3 separate regions of the Homo sapiens genome follow, and all the other regions are linked to region 2. A link is a loop called in an ENCODE intact Hi-C map of the cell type or tissue named here. Cell type or tissue: HCT116. All regions are shown on one strand.

Evidence for each region. Peaks named below come from ENCODE experiments on the same cell type or tissue, not always from the same donor. Only the 100,000 strongest peaks of a DNase experiment are listed, where the experiment ranks them.
Region 1: a loop joins it to region 2, with 4 times the contacts of the local background. A loop is called at or near these places in 5 of 110 quality-filtered maps.
Region 3: a loop joins it to region 2, with 4 times the contacts of the local background. A loop is called at or near these places in 6 of 110 quality-filtered maps.

Annotation. Positions count from the first base shown.
Region 1 is chr6:128,806,690-128,809,189 of GRCh38, reverse strand. No RefSeq gene overlaps it. Among named protein-coding and RNA genes, the nearest start is that of LAMA2, 75 kb to the left of the region's middle. In HCT116, a CTCF peak has its summit at 1,430 (motif pointing left); a DNase peak (open chromatin) is centred at 1,409.
Region 2 is chr6:129,574,141-129,576,640 of GRCh38, reverse strand. It overlaps ARHGAP18 (Rho GTPase activating protein 18), which reads left to right. Exons shown (of 15, transcript NM_033515.3): 15 at 1-509. Among named protein-coding and RNA genes, the nearest start is that of ARHGAP18, 130 kb to the left of the region's middle. In HCT116, a CTCF peak has its summit at 1,148 (motif pointing right); a DNase peak (open chromatin) is centred at 1,160; H3K27ac peaks cover 1,552 bases.
Region 3 is chr6:128,730,178-128,732,677 of GRCh38, reverse strand. No RefSeq gene overlaps it. Among named protein-coding and RNA genes, the nearest start is that of LAMA2, 150 kb to the left of the region's middle. In HCT116, a CTCF peak has its summit at 1,331 (motif pointing right); a DNase peak (open chromatin) is centred at 1,337.

The DNA of each region.
Region 1 (2,500 bases), 770 kb after region 2:
TCTTGGACTGATATTCTACATTTTTTTCATCATCAAGCCAATTAGCCTACCAAGAAATTTACCATAATGAATAGCAGTGGACTGGAATGTTGTGGTATTCAAAGGATTATTTTCTATGTAAGGGGTCATTTTGTGCCTATCATATGGGCAAGATGCCCACTGCTGAACTAAACTGTAAAAATGAATAATGTCTTTATATTCAAAATTAAAAGCTTACAATATATGTATTGTCCTGTTACTACAAAATATTGTTTGCAATCCAGTTTCTTTTGCATTGTAATGGAGCAAATCTTTTAATTATGCAGTCACATAAGTGACATGAAAGCATGTTAAAGCTCAGAGAAAATAGAAAGGTCATTTACTCTACATCTTGTATTTTGCAAATGAGATATTTTGAATTTTCCAAGGTATTATTGATTGAGCTGAGTCTAAAACTCAGAAAACTTCTGCTTCTCAAGCTAGTGCTTCTTCCACTACCAAACATAAAAACATAATATGGCATTATGTCCCTTGCAAATAAATTCACTCTGCTAATGCAGACTCTCCAATGCATATTGAAGAAAGCTTTGACCCCTCACACTCCTCTCTAGTAACTCCATCTCCACTACCATCCTGATAGATCGTGAAAGCCTTTAAAGGGGTCTTTGTTGTTGCTGTTATTAATTCTTGATTCTGCAAAATCTATCACAGTGCCTGACATACAATAGGCAGTTAATAATGTTCACTGCAGAATAAAGGATGTGTCAGATCTATATGTCAACAATTGCAAAGCTTTATCTAAAAGAAAAATGATTGCCACTTGTCAATAAGAAGGCAGACATGATGTGTTTCTAATATAGAGACATAATTAGGTTTGGGGCACTATTGTTGGTGTGAATGTTTGATTTTTGAAAAGAAATCGCCTCATTTCCAATAGTGCAGATTGTATATGCAGTATGTTAAATGCTTCTTGATTTATGTAAGGCTTATAAAAACCCAATAGATAATTTTATGTAACAATTCAAGTAATGAAGAAAAATTGACATGAAGCTAACAAGATATAAAGTTTTACAGTTCACAATTAGAATATATGCTAAAACCCTATCACAATTTCTCCCAAATAATTAAATTTTTTTCCAAGAGGAAACTAATTTTTTAATTGCCAACGACATAAAAAAATCCTTGACTGAATTTATTTTCATGCCTGAAACAATCTATGAAATATTTTAAATATTTAATGATTAGTTTATAGAAACACACTCTATCTTTTGTATTTTATTTTTGAGGGAAATATAGTATTGCTCCTATGCACAGTACCTCTAACAATGTAGGAAAGTTCTTTGAGTACCAACACTTTCAAGTGAAAAAACGTTTTATTGCTCTGGTTAAATAAGTCACAGCAAATTAAGTAGCTGATTCTTGTGTTTATGCGGGCTTCTTAGTGCACCCTTGTGGTAAAGTAATAAATTACAAATGCAACCTTAAGAAAAAAATTCTGAATACAAAAGCAGACCTAAGAGACCTAAGAGAAGCAAGTAAGAATCATGCCTTCAGTAACTTCAGGAGGCACTGACCACTGTCCTACCTGGCCACAGAAAAGAAAGTTTAGTGTAAGTTTTGCTTTGGGATAAGGAGATACAAGATACATAATTTTAATAAAAGGGTTTAGTACAAAAAGAAACATCAAATAGTTTGTAAGAGGCCATTAAAAGAGATGTTGAATAACATAAACATATTGAACACATATCAATGGATTCTTTTACTCCAAATAGCTTGTTAAAAATTCTGCGCTCTATCATATGAGAAAATGGTATTAGGACGATATTTTCCATTTCCTCTCAATTTGTAAAATCTGTTTACAGCTCTTGGCTTACTTTTTTTAGCTAACCATGAGAAATGGTTATCCAGTGAAAAAAATAGATGTTTTAATTACATTAACTGATATACCCACTGAGAAACAACATGGTATTTAGCATGTTCTTTCTAATTAGGCAAAAGAGCACCTGTTCACCTTTAAAAATAAGATGAAAAAAGAAGAATTCATAAGTTGAAAGTATTTTTTCTTGTATTATATTTCACTTCATAAACATTTTTCTATAAATATTTAGAAAAATTTGCATTTTATAGAAATGTAAATTTCTATAAAATTTGCAGCAAATCATCCTATTAACAGAATTGGATCAATCTACGTCTGGAAATAATTACTGACTTCCTTGCCAAAGTCTTAAAAAATAGCCTGAAATTCTAAATACTCCATTCCATTTTAGTTGCTAATTATATTTTGCTTTTTATTGAGATCTGAATTAAAGAAGTCATTGTCACTGCATATTGCCAAAATGTATTTACACTTTTAGTAGTAACATATAAATTGAAATAAGAAACAGTAATATTTTCTGGTCAATAAAAATGTTGCTCAAGTTTGCATAAGCCTGAGAACTCTTTAAAATTATCTGATAAATAATTATGTTGAGCAAAGTTCACAAATGCCTACATAGGCCATGAAGAAATTGCATATTAGTGA
Region 2 (2,500 bases):
GGTCAGGAGGGAGACACAACATATTTTTGATCATGAAAAAGTATCTTAATTTTAAAAAAGTGAAAATGCCATTTTATTTTGAATCCCTTTTAGAACTCACGACCCAAGTTCATCAATGTTGAATAATATCACGTTTAAATAACAAAAAAATATGGACTTTAAAAAATCTCAAATTTTTTAGAGACAGGGTCTTGCTCTGTTTTCCAGATTGGAGTACAGCAGTGCATTCGCGGCTAACTGCAGCCTCAAGCACTGGGGCTCAAGCAAACCTCCTGCCTCAGCCTCGTGAGTAGCTAGGACCACAGGTGCATGCCACCATGCCTGGCTCTAAAGAGAAAAAAAACTTGATACCATAGAGCCTTGAATATAAATATCCTGATGTTAACCTACTGCTTTTGCTGTGATTTTTTTTCCTTAGTGAGTTTTAAATCTCAGGCTAGATTTTTATTTGTTTTTCTGTGTGTGTATGAGACAAAATAAAAATAAATATATTTGCCTTGAGTTTAAAACATTTGAATTCTTAAAGGAGGACTGGTTGTCCTGGTAACGTTGGTGATGCTCTTTTCTGAAAGAGGCTTCATTAATCTGTTCTCACACTGCTAGGAAGAAATACCTGAGACTGGGTGAGTTATAAAGAGGTTTAATTGACTTACATGGCTGGGGAGGCCTCAGGAAACTTACAGTCATGGCAGAAGGGTAAGCAAACATGTCCTTCACATGGTGCCAGGAAGGAGAAGGATGAGAAGCACAGGGTGAAGCGGGGAAAAGCCCCTCACAAAACCATTAGATCTTGTGAGAACTCACAATCACAAGAACAGCACGGGGAACTGCCCCCATGATTCAGTCACTTCCCACAAGATCCTTCCCCCAACATATGGGGATTACAATTCAGATTACAATTCAAGATAAGATTCGGGTGGAGACACAGAGCCAGACTGTATCAGAGGTCATTGTAATTCTTTGCACTTACACAATCTTTGCTTAATGCTGCTGTAGGATTCGATGTAAATTCCTTACTAGTACTCTCTGGGAAAGGCAGATTATTTTACCGACTTCAAGGAATTTTTCATTATTGTCTGTCTTCGTTTTCATTAAACTGGTTTGGACTCTCCATCTGATTGTCCTGATTTCTCACCTACTCATCAGTAGGTGGCAGTATTGGTCAGGCATTCCTTTGAATCGAAACTACGGGAAGTTTTTAAAATGAACCCGAGTTCATAGGGAAGTTGCTAAGACTCAGTGCCAGGCATCTGCAAGGCAGCTAGGTAAGAACACTGTGGAGCTCTTGCTTTGATTACCGATTCTGAAATTGTAAATAATTTCAGAGTTTCTATGTTCAATCTGTTTGTCTGCTTTTATCCTTAATCCATTGAATGGGAAGGGCGGTAGAAGAGGACATTTTTCTAAGCTGAAATTAGGCTTTTCACAACGTCCATTTCAAGCAGAACGATTATGACAAGAAGGAAGGCAGTGAACCGGGAAAGTAAGTGAAGGGATGTCTAAGATAAGAAGGCATAATTAACTTTTTTTTTTTTTAATATAGTTTAAGTTCTGGGATACATGTGCAGAACGTGCAGGTTTGTTACACAGGTATATATGTGCCATGGTGTTTTGCTGCACCCATCAACCTGTCATATACATTAGGTATTTCTCCTAATGCTATCCCTTCCCTAGCCCCCCAACCTCTGACAGGCGCTGGTGTGTGATGTTCCACTCCCTGTCTCCATGTGTTCTCGTTATTCAATTCCCACTTACGAGTGAGAACATGCGGTGTTTGGTTTTCTGTTCCTGTGTTAGTTTGCTGAGAATGATGGTTTTCAGCTTTATCCATGTCCCTGCAAAGGACATGAACTCATCCTTTTTTATGGCTGCATAGTATTCCATGGTGTATATGTGCCACATTTTCTTTATCCAGTCTATCATTGATGGGCATTTGTGTTGGTTCCAAGTCTTTGCTATTGTGAACAGTGCTGCAGTAAACACACGTGTGCATGTGTCTTTATAGTAGAATGGTTTATAATCCTTTGGGCATATAGCCAGTAACGGGATTGCTGGGTCAAATGGTATTTCTGCTTCCAGATCCTTGAGGAATCACCACACCGTCTTCCACAATGGTTGAACTAATTTACACTCCCACCAACAGTGTAAAGTGTTCCTATTTCTCCACATCCTCTCTAGCATCTGTTGTTCCCTGACTTCTTAACGATCACCATTCTAACTGGCATGAGATGGTATCTCATTGTGGTTTTGATTTGCAATTCTCTAATGACCAGTGATGATGAGCTTTTTTTCATGTTTGTTGGCTGCATAAATGTCTTCTTTTGAGAAGTGTCTGTTCATATCCTTCACCCACTTTTTGATGGGGTTGATTTTTTCTTGTAAATTTGTTTAAGTTCCTTGAAGATTCTGGATGTTAGCCCTTTGTCAGATGGATAGACTGCAAAAATTTTCTCCCATTCTGTAGGTTGTCTGTTTACTCTGATGGTAGTTTCTTTTGCTG
Region 3 (2,500 bases), 840 kb after region 2:
CTCTGGATTAAATATTTTCTAACTATAAAAGGAATATATGTTTATTAAACATTTTTAGAAGTGGGCCGGGTGCAGTGGCTCACGTCTGTAATCCCAGCACTTTGGGAGGCTGAGGTGGGTGGATCACCTGAGGTCAGAAGTTCGAGACAAGCCTGGCCAACATGGTGAAATCCCGTCTCTACTAAAAATACAAAAATTAGCCAGTGTGGTGGTGGGTGCCAGTAATCCCAGCTACTCAGGAGCCTGAGTCAGGAGAAACGCTTGAACTGAGGAGGGAGAGGTTGTAGTGACCTGAGATCCTGCCACCGCACTCCATCCTGGGTGACAGAGCAAGTCTTCTCAAAAATAAATTTTTTTTTAGAAGTGAACAACAGAATAAAGAAGAAAATATCACTCATAAAAATAAATCCCATCTATCCAGAATAACCACTGTTAACATTCTGGTACATATACTCTTAATCATATGAATATATTCCTCTATTTTAGATTCTTACAACATTGGAGATACATGTTTTGCAGTCTCTTTTTTTTTACTTAAAATGTTGTAACATTTTCCCTTGACAATAAGTATTGTTCAAGATTATTTTTAAGGCTCCCTTGCATGCAATCACATGATAATGGTATAAATATATTTCAGTAATCCCTTATGATTGGACTTTAGATTATTTCTGCTATTTGCAATAACCATTCTTGTGCATAAACCTGTGGTCATGCCAAGTATTTTTCCTTAGGACAAATTCCCAGCAGTGAAATTGTTAGGTGGACAGATATGCTTTTTGGCCTTGGTATGTGTATCTTTATCACTGGCCTCCCTGCTGGTAAATCCAAATGAGTGTACTGCAGTGTGATAATACAAATGTAGGAGTTTGCTGTTTTCTAGTGTTACTCTCCTAACTGTTTCTCATGTAAGTACTGGGCTAGAGGAGTACGGGGAGATATGAACAGTTCTGTAGTCCCCCTGCTGAATTATACCCTGATCTTGCAGTCTTCCTGCTCTTTCCCACAGAACCAGGCCCTGCCTTCTTCTGGAACTCTGAATACTGGTGCTTTCTTTCATTTGTTAGCCATTAAGAAACCTCTTCCTTTTCCAAGACCTTGCTCTTTCACAAGCATTGGGTCTCTGATGAAACACATCTCTCCTTTCATTTCACTGACTTCTTTCTCAGTTGACAAAGGCAGGATTGAAGATGAACCGCTTGCTGGTTTACTGGATGGTCAAGCAACATCCCCATGCATAGACCTTTAAGCCTAGAATCCTAGCTGGGCATCTATTTTTAAGTCCCTGGGATGTCTGAAAGTTTGTGTGACCAGAGAATGATAGTGACCTCTAGGGAGCAGTATTGCCTAATGCCATGAGCTAGCCCCTGCTAAATTACTGTCCTCTAGAAAACTGGTGTCAATAAAACATCCATATATTGATGTCTATTTCTCTACATCTTTGCCAACACTGTTATTTTTTTTCTTCTTTTTTAAACCAATTTGAGAGACAACAATGATATCTTATGTTGTTTTAATTTGCATTTTTTATTAATAGAAATAAGATTGTAATTTTTAAAATTTTAATTGTACAAACAACACAAGGCCTTTGGAAAACAGGATTATACCACTCTAAAATGCACAAAGAAATGAAAGTCTGCCATAATTTTACCTCTAGAGGAAACTATTTGTGGTCAGATTTTTTGCCAGATTTTCTTTAGTGTAATATGTCTATAGAGGTAAATATTTTTATGCCTAAACCCATATACCTAAATCTACCTAAGCTATTTTTAATAGCTGCAGAAACTTTTTTACACAATGAGTACCATAATTTATTCAATCAGTCCTGTATTGATGAACTTTAGCTTGTTCCTAATTTTTCACACGATTAACAGTGCTACAATGAATATCATTTTACCTAAACCTCCGTGCACTTTTGCAAGCTATTCTGTAAGATAAATTTCTAGAAGTGCTATTATTGGGTCAAAGGGTTTGCACACTAAGTTTTAATACAATGAAATCCCATGAGGCCAGAGACTTTTGTCAATCATGTTCCGTGTTTTAACTCCAGTGCCTAGAATAGTATAATACTTGGCACATTGCAGACACAGAATATTTTTGAGTGAATGAATGAATGAAACTATATTGCCTAATCCTCCAGAAATTTTGCACCAATTTAGCCTCCTATCAACAGTGTATTAAAAATTGCTGGTTCATTTCAAACTTGTCATACTGGTGGTTATCAGATCTTCTGATCGTCACTAGTCTAAAGAGCAAATAAGAGGGTATCTCATTTTTCTTAGCATCTACTTATTGTGAAGTTTAGCTTTTGTATATTTTCTACCATTAGTATATCCTAACAATTGTTTATATACTGTCTTTTTCTCATTTTCATTGAATTATTCCAATTTTTCAAAAATATTTGTATTATGTCAGTAAATACTACAAACATTTGTCTCATCTCATTGTCTATTACGAATTTTGTTTAAATGTCTACGCGGCCAAATCTGACTCTTTCCTTATG